Linked DNA regions of Homo sapiens: region 2 is linked to region 1. Evidence: read pairs that join two places in POLR2A ChIA-PET (ENCODE). Cell type or tissue: MCF 10A. All regions are shown on one strand. Each heading gives the region's core, and the rest is flanking DNA. Links, peaks and the distances in the headings are about the cores only. Region 1 has its middle 22 kb from the start of HCCAT5. Region 2 has its middle 59 kb from the start of TRK-TTT1-1.

Region 1 (8,333 bases), core at 286-8,285:
GGCTGAGGCACGAGAATCACTTGAACCTAGGAGTTGGAGGTTGCAGCGAGCCGAAATTGTGCCACTGCACTCTAGCCTGGGTAACAGAGTGAGACTGTCTCAACAACAACAAAAAAAACTAAGAACAAAAAATAATTAAGACCTCTGGCAATAGAAAGAATTCTTGGTATCTAATATAGACCACAGAGGGTCCTCTTTGTCCATCTGTCCTTCATGGGCATCTCTGAGGAAGGCAATGGGAACATGCATTCTCTGAGGACTGTACTGCTTTAGCAATTCACTACCTCTGGTGTGATTTTGGGGGTGTCTTAGTTAGTTCAGGCTGCCATAACAAACAACTCTAGACTGGATGGCTTATAAACAACAGAAATGTATTTCACATGGTTCTGGAGGCTGGGAAGTCCAAGATGAAGGCACCAGCAGATTTGGTTTCTGGTGAGGGCTCACTTCCTGGTTCATAGACAGTCATCTTTTCTGTGTCCTCATATGGTAGAAGGGGCAAGGGAGCTCTCTCTCAGGCCTTTTTTATAAGGGCACTAATCCTATTTGTGAGGGTTCCACCCTCATGACCTAATGACCTCCCAAAGGCCTCACCTTCAAATACCATCATATTAGGGGTTAGGATTTTAACATGTGAATTTAGGTGGGGACACATTGGGTCTATAGCAGGAGGCTAGAGATTGACCTAAAGTACACCTAACAATTTAAACAATTGCAGACTATTGTCACCCTTTCTTGCCATTTCTTTAGCAATACTCATCCCCCCAAAAACTAATAGGCTTTTCATATTTTTGCCTCTAGACAACTCCATTGGGTCGTAACCATAGTCAGAGGTTTTGTTTGATCATGTGTTTTCAACCTGGAAATTTCTACTTTCTGGCCCCAAATCTCTATGCTTCACCTGTCTACTAGTTTTCAAATTTTTTGGCCATGACCCATAATGAGAATGAATTTACTTCATGACCTAGTATACAATTATGCATGTGCATATTGGTATGTATTTATGTATAACTAAATCATAAGTTTTATTATACAACAGTATTTATGGCCACTACATGGGTTACATGCTAATAGTTTCTATTCTGTTGAAAGAGGAAGGAAGGAAAGAAGGGAAGGAGGGAAGAAGGAAGGAAAGAGGGAAGGAAAGAAGGAAAAAGAAAAGAAAAAACAAGCCAGTAACAATCCATCAAATTGAGTTTATAGTCCACTAATGTGTCATACCTAGAGTTTGAAGCACTACCTTTAGTTCAGGCCTAGTGTGTGGCCTCTTCCTTCATTTTAGCCTTTGCTTTGTAGGAAATAAAGACAATAGCCTTGGGTAGGCAGATTCTTATTTCTTCATGCCCTCAGACTGTTCCCAGACACTTCACAAAGCACATGCATCCCCCTTGCTTAGACAGACAATGTTCACCAGAACAAGCCGGGAGACAGCCTAGGATGAGGCAGGCCAGGCTTTTTCTGTGTTCTCATCTCATCTTCTGAGAACCCTCCCCATTCCTGCGTGAATAAACTGGGTTTGAGATAGAAAAATGTGGTTTTTCCAGCCCTGCAGTACCCAGGGTTAGGACTTTTGGTCATTTAAATTACAGGCCACAGGTGGAAAGAACCTCTCTTAGCCAACCAGAGTCCTTTGACTTCTTGCTGGAAAACAGAGCACCTTCAGCCTGCCTCCCAAAGTGCTTCATTGAAGGCTGCTGGAAGAAGCCAACCCACTCCAACATCCTGAATTTTTTCTGCTAAACTAAGCTTTGATAGGTACATGGTCTGCATCCCCAGGTACAAAAAATGACAGTTTCATCCTCAGCAAAATGGAGGCCTCCAGCTTCCCAGCCTGGAGTCTGGCACCCTCCCCAGCCACTTCTGGCCTTCTCCACTTGCGATTCCACAATGTAGGGAGTGTTTGTTACACATTTCTGGTTCAAACTCTCATTCCTCCTCTTGAGAACTAGCCTTTCTTCTCCAAGCCCTCCTTGTCCTAAGAAAATGCCTGTGAGTGAGTAACTGTCAGCAAATCCCCATTAATGAGGTAGTCAGAATTTTCAAGGGACACTCCCCCGCCACCCACCCACTCAACCCGGCTCTGGAGTACGTGGATTTCATCTGGGAGACTCTTGAAGGTAGGAACAGTTTTCAAGACCCAAAGGGCATAAGCACTAAAGGCAGGATGAAGCAGTGGAAGCAGAGAGCAACATTTTTTTTTTTTTTTTTTGAGACAGAGTTTCGCTCTTGTTGCCCAGGCTGGAGTACACTGGCATGATCTCTGCTCACCGCAACCTCCGCCTCCTGGGTTCAAGTGATTCCCCTGCCTCAGCCTCCTGAGTAGCTGGGATTACAGGCATGCATCACCACGCCCGGCTAATTTTGTATTTTAACAGAGACGGGGTTTCTCCATGATGTTGGTCAGGCTGTTCTGCAACTCCTCACCTCAGATGATCCATCCTCCTTGGCCTCCCAAAGTGCTGGGATTACAGGCATGAGCCACTGTACCTGGCCAGAGCAACCTTTTAGAACCAGGCAACCCTGGACTTGATTAGTGGCTCCATCACAAACAATGTGAACTTGAACAAGTTATCTCACTAAGCTTCAGTTTCCTCATCTGTGAAACTGTCTATAGCAGTGCCTCCTATAATTGTGAGGGCCAAATGAAAGACGTAAAGCATCTAGCCCTACGCCTGCCCTTGAGGAGGTGCTCCAAAAAAGTTGCTATCTGGTTCTAGAAGCAAGGAGATGCTAGAAGGTGGGAGATGCTGAAGGAAGCCAAGTATGGACATTGGACTCTTCAGAGAGGGTCTCATTCTGTCACCCTGGCTGGAGTGCAGTGGCATGATCCCGGTTCACTGCAGCCTCGACCTCCCAGGTTCAAGCAATCCTCCCCACCTCAGTCTCCCAAATAGCTGGGACTATAGGCACACGCCACCACACCCAGCTGATTTTTTTTTTTTTTTTTTTTTTGTAGAGATAGGGTCCCATTATGTTGTCCAGGCTGGTCTCAAACTCCTAGACTCAAGCGAGCCTCCTGCCTAAGCCTCCCAAAGTGCTGGGATTACAGGCATGAGCCATCACGCCTGGCCTGGACCCCGTAATCTTGGGGCAGTGGTAGACCTTGGATCCCTGGAGTCGGACTTAATGGTCTCCCGCAAGGCACCAACTCAGCAGCGTCTGCTGAGACTTGGAGATGAGGGGCAGCCAGGATCAGGGTCTGGTTTCTCCGGCAGTTGGTCCTGAACTTCAAGACATTGGCTACCCCAAGAATTGCTGGTGGCCAACAAAGAAGGCCTAGGGAGAGAAGCTGAAGACAGCTGCTTCTATGACAGTAGACTCTTGAGGAATCGCTATAGAAGGGCCTGGGGCCCCAGGGTAGAAATTGCAATCAGCTAGGCATGGTGGCATGCGCCTGTAGTCCCTACAGCTTGGGAGGCTGAGGTGGGAGGATTTCTTGAGCCCAGTAGTATGAGACCAGCCTGAGCAACACAGCAAGACCCCATCTCTTTAAAAACAAACTAAAATTAGGAAATAGCAGTAATCCTTTGCCTGTGAGTTGCCCTTGTGATCAAAGACAGGCTGGCCATTCACAAGGTGGCAAAACTTATTTCCTTGCAGAAAATTGCTAGTTTTCCCATTTTATTTTTTTTATTTTACTTTACGTTTTTTGAGACAGGGTCTCACTGTGTCGCCTAGGTTGGAGTGCAGTGACGCAGTCATGGCTCACTACAGCCTCGACCTCCTGGGCTCAAGGGATCCTCCCAGCTCACCCTCCTGAGTAGCTGGGACTGCAGGCATGTGCCACCATGCCTGGCTAGTTTTTAAATCTTTTTCATAGAGATGGGGGTCTCACTATGTTGCCCAGGTTGGTCTTAAACTCCTGGCCTCAAGTGATCCTCTCACCTTGGCCTCCCAAAGTGCTGTGATTACAGGCATGAACCACCATGACTGACAGTTTACCCAATTTCTGATAACAACCTAAGGGGTGATTAATAAAGAATATTAAAAAGGTAACTTTAGTTAAGAAAATTCCAACTTATCTTCAACCATAGTGTGAGACCATCACCAAATAGCCTCAGAAAATGAGTAACATACAGGCAAAATCCATTCCCTTGAAAGTTTCCAGCCAGACACGGTGGCTCATGCCTGAATCCCAACACTTTGGGAGGTTGAAGTGGGAGGGTCACTTGAGCCCAGGAGTTCGAGACCAGCCTGGGCAACAGAGTGAGACCCCCATCTCTTAAAAAAAAATGGCCGGGCACAGCAGCTCACGTCGGTAATCCCAGCACTTTGGGAGGCCGAGGCGAGCAGATCACAAGGTCAGGAGATGGAGACCATCCTGGCTAACATGGTGAAACCCCATCTCTACTAAAAATACAAAAAAATTAGCTGGGCATGGTAGTGGGTGCCTGTAGTCCCAGCTACTCAGGGAGGCTGAGGCAGGAGAATGGCTTGAACCCAAGAGGTGGAGCTTGCAGTAAGCAGAGATCGCGCCACTGCACTCCAGCCTGGGTGACACAGCAAGACTCTGTCTAAAAAAAAAAAAAAAAAAAAGTTTCCAAAAAAGAGTCTTGGTCATGAGAAAAACTATTTGTTTTAACCTTCCGCCCATGTAATGTAGAAATGGATGCATCATACCCCATTAGTAGGAACCAAGACCCGCCATCCGTGTTTAATTCCACTTTCTCATATCTCTTCTAGAATGTTCCTTCCTGTGCATTTGTTGCTGGCATTCACCTCCTTGCCTCTTCCCAGTAGCTCACGTAGTGGGTGTATGATTATAGCCCATGGGATTCTTGCATAATTGTAATTACTCACATTAAAGCAAGGCCTCGAAGGATGCCTCATTCTCCAGGCTGTCATGTGGACATGGGTGTGGATAGACGTGGGCCGTATTTATTGTGGCCTGTGATTTTTAATTTCTTAGAGGCAGCTTTATGAAAGCTGGCAGGAATTTTTGTACTTCCTCAGGCCTTTTGCTAATCCTCAATGACAACTTGTTCTTAATTTCCCAGGCCAGTTTATTGACCTCTGGGACGTGGTGAAAGATCTTATATTGTTCCTTCCTAGGAATATATAATGTCTCCTTCCTCCCTTCACTTCCTCTGGCAGCTTCTCCACCTCCTCGCCTGGTTCCATCTCCCACTCTCTTTCTCCAGGCCTCTTGCCCTCCTCTCCTGCTCTCCTTCTTTCTGACCTTCTCTTTCTCTAACTCCTCTTCTCTCTTCCTCCTCTCATTCCCTCTTTCTTTCTCATATTCTCTCTCTCCTTTCTCCCAAAGACTAATCCGGCTGGTTTGCTGGATCTTAGGGAAAATCCCTAAGAAGTTAGGGATTTTCAAAGTTTGTCTGAAGAGCCAAAGTTTGTCCAGTGAACCAAGGCGCAGGGCTGCTGTGGGTGCTGGGTCCAAAGTGTGCAGGATAACTCCAGGGCGGGCCTGGCTCCGATGGGGCTGTGCAGCCGCTCACCTGGTCAGCCAGGCCCCAGGGGCAGCAGCTAGGACCCTCCTCCCTGGATGCAGAGGAATGTGGGTGGGGTCTGGGCTGCTTCTCTCCGCCCTTCACTAACCTTCCCCTTTCTCAGTCTACTGGGGGAAAGCACTTACTTTTTTTTTTTTTTTTTTTTTTTTTTTGAGATGGAGTCTCACGCCGTCGCCCAGGCTGGAGTGCAGTGGCGCGATCTCAGCTCACTGCAACCTCCACCTCCCGGGTTCAAGAGATTCTCCTGCCTCAGTAGCCTCCCGAGTAGCTGGGATTACAGACATGTGCCACCACGCCCGGCTAATTTTTGTATTTTTAGTAGAGACAGGGTTTCACCATGTTGCCCAGGCTGGTCTCAAACTCCTGACCTCAGGTGATCCACCCACCTCAGCCTCCCAAAGTGCTGGGATTACAGGTGCCAGCCACTGGGTTCGGCCTTTTTAAAATTTTTTTAAATCCTTCCTGCCTGGCTTTGTTGTCATCCTTTTAATTTATGAGACTAGGACTCCCAAAGCTCCTTGCCTCACAGGCCCTGCCCTTCTTCCCTTCCTTCCGTTTTTCTCTGTCTTCCTATTGTGTCGACTCCTCTGTAGGCTCCTGCTTGGGGTTCTGCCTCTCTTTCTCTCATTATCCCACCCCTCTCTTCTTCTCTGTCTTCCCTTTTTCTCTCCTTCTTATCCCTCTTGAGATCAGGTGCCATGGGCAGACAGGAGCAGAGAGAAATGGAAAACTCTGGAGAGAAGTTTGTCCAACATGCCCGGGGCATCTCCCCAGGTGTTTTCTAGAGCACCTCTAGAAAAGGAGGAAAAGGACTATGCACCACCTAGACCCACCAGTGTAAGATTCTACAACTGCAAACCTGTTCTCCAGTCCCCTCTAAAGCGATTCTTGGTAGAGGACGGTCAGTGGGCTTTGGAGTCAGGAAGGACTAAGTTTGAATCCAGGTTCCTTGAGAACTTACACGAATTTGTTAAACCTCGTTTTCCCATCCATAAAATGGGGACAAGAAATGCTTCTTGGAGTTTCAAAAACTAAATGAAATAGCATATATGGCAAGGGTTTAGAATGTGTTAGGTGCACGGCGAATCCCTCCCTCTCTCCTTCCCTTCCTCCCTTCCTTCCTCCCTCCCTCTGTCCTTTTCTTTTCTTTCCTTTCTTTCTTCCTTTCTCTCTCTCCTTCCTTCCTTCCTCTCTTTCGCTCTCTCCTTCCTTCCTTCCTCTCTTTCTCTCTCTTCTTTCTCTCTCTCTTTCTTTCTGTCTTTCTTTCTTCCCTCCCTCCCTCCCTCACAGAGAATATGGAATCTGTAAAGACTTAGGATAAACAGCAAAGCTTGGCAGTTGAAACATAGGAGAGTGTAGAGTTCCTTTTATTCCTTTCTGAATGGGTTGGTGCAATTTCCTATAGACAGCAAGAGCCCCCAGGTCAACTTTTATTCTGTGTATGCTGTGTAACTGTATTTGATTCTTTAATGTTTAAATAGTGGCTGCTTCCCCTAAGCTGGCATGATTGTTAGACCTCCCATTAGTGTGTTTATTTATTTTTAATTTCACTAGCAATGTGTCAAAACATTCTCAAGGGAAAAAACAAAAACAAAAGCAGAATCGAATAGGATAATAGAAAAATGCTGGCCGGGTGCAGTGGCTCACGCCTGTAATCCCAACTCTTTGGAAGGCTGAGGCAGACAGATCACTTGAGGCCAGGAGATCGAGACCAGCCTGACCAACATGGTGAAACCTCGTCTCTACTAAAAATACAAAAATTAGCCGGGCGTGGTGGTGCGCACCTGTACTCCCAGCTACTCAGGAGTCTGGGGCAGGAGAATCGCTTGAACTCAGGAGCCGGAGGTTGCAGTGAGCCGAGATCATGCCACTGTACTCTGGCCTGGGCAACAGAGTGAGACTCCATCTCAAAAAAAAACATAAAATCATAAAATCATAAAATGCATCCTTACTGTTATTATTCTGCAACTTGGTCATTTGTTTATTTATTAGTTTAACATGCTAGGCCAGGCACGGTGGTTCACACCTATAATCCCAGCAATTTGGAAAGCCAAGGCAGGCAGATCACGTGAGCCCAGAACTTCAAGACCATACTGGCCAACAATGGGAGACCCTATCTCTACAAAAAATTAAAAAATTAGCTGGCTGTGTTGATACGCACCTGTAGTCCCAGCTACTCGGGAGGCAGGGGTGGGAGGATCATTTGGACCCAGGAGGTTGAGGCTGAGCTATGATCGAGCCACTGTACTTCAGCATGGGTGACAGAGCAAGACCCTGTCTCCAAAAAAAGCTGGGACAAAATACAAAGAATTAGTGATCCTGTGTAAAGAGTGTATGGAAATTTTAGGAGTGTTTTTTGTAATTTTTCTTAAAACTTGAATTATATATGTTTTTAAAATTACATAATAAATACAAAGTCATGTCAGGGAAATTCAGGTTAAAATATCACTGATGTATCTTTTATTACAATTGAATTGTCACAAACAAAATTATATTATCCAAGGACCAAGGAAAGGGCATACTCAGATACTACTGTTTCATGTGCAAATAGACACAACCTGTTTGAATGTATCTTACTGAGATACTTGCACAAGTACATGAGAAAATGTATAAGGATTTTTAGGATTTAAAAGTAAAACAAATGAAACTCTTCTTTTTTTTTTTTTGAGACAGTCTCGCTCTGTCACCCAGGCTGGAGTGCAGTGGCGCAATCTCAGCTCACTGCAAGCTCCACCTCCCAGGTTCACGCCATTCTCCTGCCTCAGCCTCCTGAGTAGCTTTTTGTATTTTTAGTAGAGATGGGGTTTCACCATGTGAGCCAGGATGGTCTCGATCTCCTGACCTCATGATCTGCCCGCCTCAGCCTCCCAA
Region 2 (8,333 bases), core at 36-8,035, 420 kb before region 1:
AGAGAACCACCAAACAGGAGGGCAGGAGGACAGGGCTGGGAGGGAAGACAGAAGGAGGAATGGCGACTGCACTCCCGTATTTGCCTCGCGAGCCGCCTCTCTCTCATCCAAGCGTCCCATGTAAGGAAAAGGGGTGATGGCAGGACCAGGCATCCGTCTCTGCATGCAGGGACCAAGCACTTGCTCTTGGCATTTTTGGAGCCTCTAGGTCATCTGCCAAATAAATAGAATTGGATTCCTAGTTTTGTGTGTTTGATAGTATGGCTTTTTCTGTTTTATTTTTATTTTTATTTTTATTTTTTTGAGACCAGTCTTGCTGTGTCCCCCAGGCTGGAGTGTAGTGCTGTGATCACAGCTCACTGTAGCCTCGACCTCCTGAGCTCAAGCGATCCTGCCACCTTAGCCTCTTGAGTAGCTGGGACCACAGGTGTGCACCCACAGGCCTGGCTAAGTTTTTAAATTTGTCGTAGAGATGAGGTCTCGCTATGTTGCTCAGGCTGGTCTCAAATTCCTGGCCTTAAGTGATCCTCCCGCCTTGGCCTCCCAAAGTGCTGGGATGATAGCATGTGTTTAATACTTCGTGGGGTCTGTGGAGAGGAGAGTGGGAAGGACACATCAAATCTCACATGAATTTGCTGGGCCCAAAATAAATATTCATAAAGGTGGAGACATGCTCCAGGCTGCAGATGGACGGGTGGAGAATGAGGCTCTGGGTCAGGCTGGCCTGGTGCTTTGGGGTAACTCCTGCTGGGTAGGCAGGGCCAGGGCTGCTGTTTCTGGAAACAGCTGGGGAAACTGGGTCTCTGAGATGACCCCTACCATCTATTCTAAAAGAGCATCTCATTTTCCTGGGTCCAAAATCCCTACATTTAGGAAGCATAGCCCAAGCAGTACGTGCCTGCATCTCTCTGTGGGCCTAGGCTCAGCCCAGCCCTCACTGATGTCCTCAGAGGCCTCTGACAGTGAGCAGGTTGATGGCTTTGCGTGAGAGTGACTCTGGAATTGGCAAATATGGTGTTCACAGTCTTGGTTGCCATTGAGGAGTATGTTCACCGAGCACAGTATCTCATCTAGAAAACAGTGAAGGTGGTGGACAATGAGATGATTTTCAGACTGGTATTATTTAAAGAGCAAGTGGTTAAAAAATACTTGAAAAAGTCAAAGGAAACTGTGTATGCAACTTCTTAGGAGCCAGGGAATGGAATTTTCAGCATAGGAGAAAATAACTCTTGATCCTCTTCCTGCTTTTACTTCTACTCAAATGATTGATCTTTTTTCTCTGTTAAGGCTGGACAATGGAGGCATAGACTAGATTCTCTTAGGAGATTTTGATGCGACTAAAAGTTAGGAGCTGGGATCTTTGGGGACCTGAAGAAAAAAGGGGTTATTTCCTTTGCAGTTTCTTACTGTGAGAGAAAATATATCTTCCTTGAAAATAGATGATTAAAGTGACTTTAACTATTTGGAAAACAAAAAAAGAGTTTCACGTGAAAGCAGGAGTGTTCTGTTTCATTTCTACTCATCTAGGACTTCGCCTAGCCCATATGGTTGTGGAAGCAGTTATTCCTAAGGCCTGCTAAAGACGTTTTCCTCTTGGACCCATATCACATGAAAACCAGCAGGCACGTCAGGCCAAAGAAACATGCATTTTGTTTCAACATGATGTGTCTTCATGAAACATTATGACAATGAGCTCCAACATTCTCCTTCTAATACTAATCACCAAAATATATAGCTTATGGCAGCGTAAGTACTGCTGATTAACAGCGATCATATTTGGAAGACAGACCTCTGCTTTCATAGCACACATGTCCTTAGCAGAGTCTAAATTCCTACCGATATTCATATGTGTGAGTGTGGGGAGAAAAACAGTTTGTCTGTATATACTGGGCGTCGAAAAGCAATTTCTTGCTGCAGTGAGTTTCATGTATTCAGTAACCTTCCATTTATTTGGGTATTATTTGCCGAAAACATTTGGAGGGCTTTGGCATAGGAGTGTAAGAAAACCCAGACCAGGTGTTGATACAGAGCTTCCCTCTTCACACACCGATGGCCCGGACCTACACGGGCAGGCGGTGGAAGAGCCGTCTCTCTTTACTGAACAGCATCAAATAAGGTCAGTAATGCTGCTTGTGCGCCCTTCTTCTTTTATTGTCCATGTTATCGAGGAAACCTATAAAAGTTCCCTCTTTTGATATCTTGACCCACGGTGTTGCTGGCATGCTGCTTTGTGGTTTACAGATTTAAAGAAACAGAGAGGGAAAAGGAGTGAGAGAGAGAGTTTGCCTGAGGTAATAAACAGCGGTATAAGGCCAGAGGCCTTATAAAAAAAAAAAAAAAAAAAAAAAAAAAAAGAAGAAGAGGAAGGGAAAAAAATTTAAAAAAAGAGAAGAAGCAGCCATAGCAACAAGGAAGTTTAGAAATGTTCAGGGGGTTGGGGGCTTGCAGGAGAGGCGGGTGGGCGCGTAAAATCAGTTTCACCTGATAACAATGTGGAATCGAATTCTGGACATTCCCAAACTCATGGCTTGAATGCAGGGATAGGTGTACTATGCACGTGTCCACCAGGCCACACAGTCACAGAAGAAATACTTGGAAGCCCATAGATACCCTTGTTCAATTCTCCTAGTTTTCAAAGGCAAAAAAAAAAGAAAGAAAGAAAAAAAGAAAGCTGTTTGATAACATAGGCTATTAGTTTCTGTTTTTAGTGGGAATTTAAAATTCAATGCTGTCATTTCCCCCTACATACAATCTTCCCTCTCTGGATCATACCTGCTTAGGGGACACATCGCACGTACCTCCTGCCTCATGTGTTACAGGTATTGTTTCTGCCAATAAGGTATCTCAGAGACTTTGGATTTGACTAATGCTTTTAGGTTAGTCCACTGAGGTAGTCACTGTACAGTCTGTATCGTTTGCACTGACCTATCCAAGACATGTTTATTGAAAAGATGGCAGAAAATGGTGCTGCATTGTTATTGTCGTTTGCCCGATGACTAAGGAGCGCAGATCTATCTGTTCACTTTTTCTGACGGCTTCCATATGAGGTGTCAAGCTTGCGAAGGTGGGATTTCTAAACTCTCATGTCTCCGCTGTATTAACCAATGGGCATGTGGCAGACGTGAGGAATTAGGGGCTGCGCAAGAAACGAGGCCATTTGCATGGGAGATGGGGACATTTGTGTGTTACTTTCCCAGATCTTTTGTCCAAATGTCTCCTCTCATCCTTGCTTTGGTAGGAGATAAGATTATTTCCTTGGCAAGGAAAGAAAACTTACATGACTTTTTCAGGGAGATGTCATTTTAGAAATAAATATTGAAGCTTTTTTTTCTAAAATGCAATTAATGATGTACTTCACGCAATTAATGATGATACCTTCAGAGCTGAAATTGAGGTTGATTACTCAAGTAGAGGGTGACTTTTTTTTATTTTTCATGAACTTTTAATTATATTTTATTTCAATAGCCTTTGGTGAAATTTTTTTCCAAACTCTGTGTAGCAGAGGAAACAGAAGAGGGCCTAAGATGAAAAACTGGTGACATGAAGTCTTTTCCATTTTTTTATTTTAGGCTGACTAGTGTTAAAAAACACACACACAATGATATAACAGTCATTGACGTGATATGTACATGTGCTGCCGTGATGAGGTGCTGCGTGATGACTTGCTGCTCATATTCATTGCTCAGAATGTTCTTATATGATCACTTGGACATTCCATCTGTTTATTTGCACAGTTTACTCAGAAAAAAAGAAATCAGAATGCAAAAATGACCAGTCAGCATGACTCTAGAAAACATTTAAAGCAGTGAGCCCCATATATGAAGAATGAAGGCAAGGGTAAGAGTTACTTTTAGTAATGGCCTTTTCAAGATTGTATCGATAAGTCGAATTCCAAGATACTACTTTGTGGCTTGATAGTCCATAGGATTTCAAAAAAGCCACGACCCTAAATGGTCAGCTTTTGTCCCTTCACCACATGTCATATCTTCCTGGTTAGGTATAAAAGCATTCTGACTTGTGGCACCAGCATCTTTTCATGGGACTCCTGAAGAATGAACTGCTTCAGGTGTGGAGAGGGACTTGGACTACTGACTCATCTTTGGATCCTCAGGCTTCGCCTTCCCATTAAGCACAATTGTAGCCTCTATATTTGCTGATCTTACAGGCTACTTGTTTAAGTCATTAAGAAGTGATCTGTAATCCCAGCACTTTGGGAGGCCGAGGCGGGTGAATCACGAGGTCAGAAGATCAAGACCATCCTGGCCAACATGGCGAAACCCCATCTCTACTAGAAATACAAACAATTAGCCGGGCGTGGCAGCACGTGCCTGTAGTCCCAGCTACTTGGGAGGCTGAGACAGGCGAATCACTTGAACCCAGGAGGCAGAGGGTGCAATGAGTCAAGATCGCGCCACTGCACTCCAGCCTGGGCAACAGAGTGAGACTAAAAAAAAAAAAAAAAAAAAAAAAAAAGAAGAAGAAAGAAGTGACTTTAGATTTAGAGCCGGAATCAGAACACAAGAAAACATTCCTGAGCTTTCTCCTCTTAGGGCTGAAAGTGGTATTGGTGATGCTGAACTCTGAGCCATCAGCTGCTGAAGTTTTAAAGATAAGCATCAGCCCAAAGCATCATGTCTACTTAGGGCTTGGATACTCTGTGTTGAGAGAATAAATTCAATTGGTCATAACTGAGACAGGTCTCTTATTCGCCCAGCATGTGATGAAATAGATAACTTATTGCTGGTATCTCTTGGATGCTCAGCTCAGATAAACCCTAAGGCAAATTAACATGAAGTTGAAAGGTAGGATTGGCCGCTGCTCACTGTGTGAGTTTCTTTCTTTCTTTTTTTTTAATAAAGAATGTCATTGAATTAACCTATGCAAATACATCTTCCCAAATAATAAAACACAGATCCCTTAGTTAAATGTGTGCCTACCATGTATTGCTCTCATTTTAATAACAGCAGATTAGTTCCTCCTGTCCCGGAGCCTGGAAACATAGTCCTCTGACAAATCCGGACTCTCGTGGGCTACGCAGGAGTGAGACGGAGAAAACCTCATGTGCCAGGAACAGCTGTAGAGAATCAAGCCTAACTGATGTGATGTTTTCCTGGGTGTGTCCTGGGTATCATTTTAGGTGGCACACACAGCAACATTGCTTAAAAATAGCTTATTTAATCGAAAGTGTATGAAAATATGATTAACATATTAAATCCATGATTTTATAGATACTTTGACTTAGGTTACAATTAAATGAGGTTATACTTTATGCAGATGGAAGGAATTGCATTTCTTTTCTGCAGTGCATTGACTTTGGTGGCACACTGTTGCAGCAAGAATAATGAAAGTGATGTGTCTAAAGTTAGCGAATGATGACTTTTTGGGTAACACTGGCCAATGTAAACTGAGGCTGTAGCTCCCAAAATTTTCACTACCAAGAACCTGTTTTATTATTTTTTCCTGGTGTGAACTTCATATTTTGAATGTTTTTTAAAATTATATTTTTTCTGATATAAACTTTATATTTTGAAAATGTTTTAGACTTACATAAATGCACTTATTATGTAGTAATTCACTTTTCTATTTAAAGATAGCTATACCTGTAGAGAAGCATCAAGTAATCGGTGTGCCTGACTGCACTGGTGTAACTCCAGCCAACCCCAATCAACTAAGCATAATATATGCTGAGAACACTTGTTTGCAAGTATCTAAAACCATCTCCAGCTTACACAGTGATAGAAAATTTGTATTAAAGATGGGGGGCTTGGCCGAGAGCGGTGGCTCACACCTGTAATCCCAGCACTTTGGGAGGCTGAGGCGGGCGGATCCTGAGGTCAGGAGATAGAGACCATCCTGGCTAACATGGTGAAACCCCGTCTCTACTAAAAGTAAAAAAAATTAGCCGGGCATAGTGGGGAGCGCCTGTAGTCCCAGCTGCTCAGGAGGCTGAGACAGGAGAATCGCTTGAGCCCAGGAGGTGGAGGTTGCAGTGAGCCGAGATCACACCATTGCACTCCAGCCTGGCTAACAGAGGGAGACTCCTTCTAAGAAAAAAAAAAAAAAAAGATAGGGGGCACATAGAACCCAAGGGCCAACCCTCTGAAATAGCTGGAGTCAGGAATTGAAAGGTGATGGGCACCACAGGCAGAATTTTTTCTTGGTCTCTTATTGCTGCTTCTCTTTGCAGATCATTATTCTCTCAGTAGACTCTTTTCCTACTACCCTGTCCTCATGGGAGATGGAGAGTGTCTGTCCACAGTTCCCAACTTCATACTCCAGCAATGTGGAAAACTGGTTCTTGAAGGTTTAACTCCCTGTCTCTAGGGGAGACCCTGATTGACCCCATTTGGGTCAGATAGCCACTCAGATCTCACCAGTGGTGCACTGAACTCTCCTCATACCAGCTCCCAAGAGTGGATTGTTAAATTCCTAAGAATTTTGATGAGAAGGTTGTTAAACACAACATTTATTAAAAATGAAATTAAACTTACGATTAAATAACAATTACTCAAAACTGATTGCTTCCTAATTATTTTAATACATTTTACTCTTATTTGTGCTTTTGAAGTTATATATGCCTATTGCATTTCTGGTGAAATTAGGCTATTATGGGGTGCTACTTATTGTACAACTTTTGAGCTCTCCATTCAGGGACATAGTGTCGGAAAGTTGAAATCAACCACAGTGGGAGAATTTACACCAGGGAAATCGGCTAACACTACAAATCAAAGTTTTTTGCTTTTTTTTTTCCTCAAGAGTTGGTTGTCAGGCATTTACCATCACATCGCTTAATCAAATCCCCTCTAGGTGGCTATGGGGCCTGCTTCCTCTCCCCGTGAAAAGGGCACTAACAGCATCCCACTCCATGCATGGGTCATGAGAGTGAGATGATTGGGGAGTCACTGTGAGATGGATTATACCCACCAAAATCTAAAGGTTTCCTTATGTACAAAGAAAATATCCTGGTGATTATTCATTTGTCTTTACATCTGATGTTATAAAATGCCACAAGAAAGACTCAGACACACAATTTGGCAACTGTGACGATTACGATGATGGCGGTAGTGATGGTGTGGCAGCTAACATTTATTGTGCATTATTTTGAGAGCTTTATGTATATGAAGCTCATTTGATCCTCAGAACACCTATCATTCAAACCAAATGCAATTTAATTCAGCAAGTATTTATCAAGTACCTAATATCTGCCAGCTACTGTTCTAAAAGTGTGAGATCTATCAGTGAGCAAAATAGAGATCCCTTTGTGGTTACATTCCTTCTGGGGCAGACAAACGATAAACACCATAAAGTTACACATTATAGCATGTAGTAGAAGGTGATGCATGAGATGGAATAAAGCCGAGAGAGACAGAAGGGTAAGAGAAACTGAAAGGTCTGGAGTTGGTGGCAGGTTGCAATTTTAAATGGGATGGTTAGGGTAGAACTCATTGAGAGGATATTTAAGCAAAGAGTTGAAGGAGGCGAAAGCATTGCCTTTGTGGATATTTAAGGAGAAGAGCATTCCAGGGAGAGAGAACTGCAAGTACAAAGGCCCTAAAGTGGAAGTATACTTTGTGTGTTAAAGAAACATTGAAGAATTCACCATGGCTGGAGCTGAATGGGCAAGGGGAAGAGAAGTAGGAGGTCATAGAGGTAAGGGAGGTGGGTGTTAGATCACCTTGCAGGCCCTTGTAAGAACATGGGCTTTTACCTTGAATGAAAGGAGGAGCCATCTGACGACCTTGAGCAGAGGAGTAACATGATCTCACCTGGGTTTCAGATGAGATCAGAAGGATTTCTCTGGCTTTTGGGTTGAGAATAGGCAGCACGAAAGCAAGGGCAGATCAAGGGCTATTGCCATGATCTAGGTGAGAAATGCTGTTAGCACTGACTAGGGTGGCAGCAATGGGGAGATAAGAAGTGGTTGGGGTTGGATTCTGTGTACATTTAGGAGGAAGCACCAAGAAGATTTCCTGATGGGTTAGAAGAAGGCTGTAAAAGAGAGGGAGTTCAAGATGACCTCCCAGTACTTTTTTCTTGAGCAAATGGAGGGATGAAGTTGCCATTAACTGAAATGCCTAAGGCTGAGGGATGAGCAGATTTAGAGGAGAAAAACAGTTGGACTTAATTGATTTTCAGAGGTCTATTAAAAATTCAAGTGAAGATGCTGATTAGCCCATTGGATATTCAAGTTTGGATTTTGGAAGGGACGTCTGAGCTAGGCATACAAATCTGGGACTCCTTGGGACATAGATGGTATTTAAAGCCATGAAACTGGATCTGGTTACCAAGAGAATGAGGATAATGACCCGTAGGAGAGAGAATTAGTGATGATG

The links. ChIA-PET counts read pairs that join two places held together with the same protein. Peaks named below come from ENCODE experiments on the same cell type or tissue, not always from the same donor. Only the 100,000 strongest peaks of a DNase experiment are listed, where the experiment ranks them.
Region 2: POLR2A ChIA-PET joins it to region 1 with 5 read pairs; 2 of 35 experiments call an interaction of 5 or more read pairs at or near these places.

What each region holds. Positions count from the first base shown.
Region 1 is chr16:73,109,997-73,118,329 of GRCh38, reverse strand. It overlaps a transcript of ZFHX3 not described here. Among named protein-coding and RNA genes, the nearest start is that of HCCAT5, 22 kb to the right of the region's middle. In MCF 10A, for the core only: no CTCF peak of the experiment used is centred there; a DNase peak (open chromatin) is centred at 4,799.
Region 2 is chr16:73,533,455-73,541,787 of GRCh38, reverse strand. It overlaps a transcript of ZFHX3 not described here. Among named protein-coding and RNA genes, the nearest start is that of TRK-TTT1-1, 59 kb to the right of the region's middle. In MCF 10A, for the core only: no CTCF peak of the experiment used is centred there; no DNase peak of the experiment used is centred there.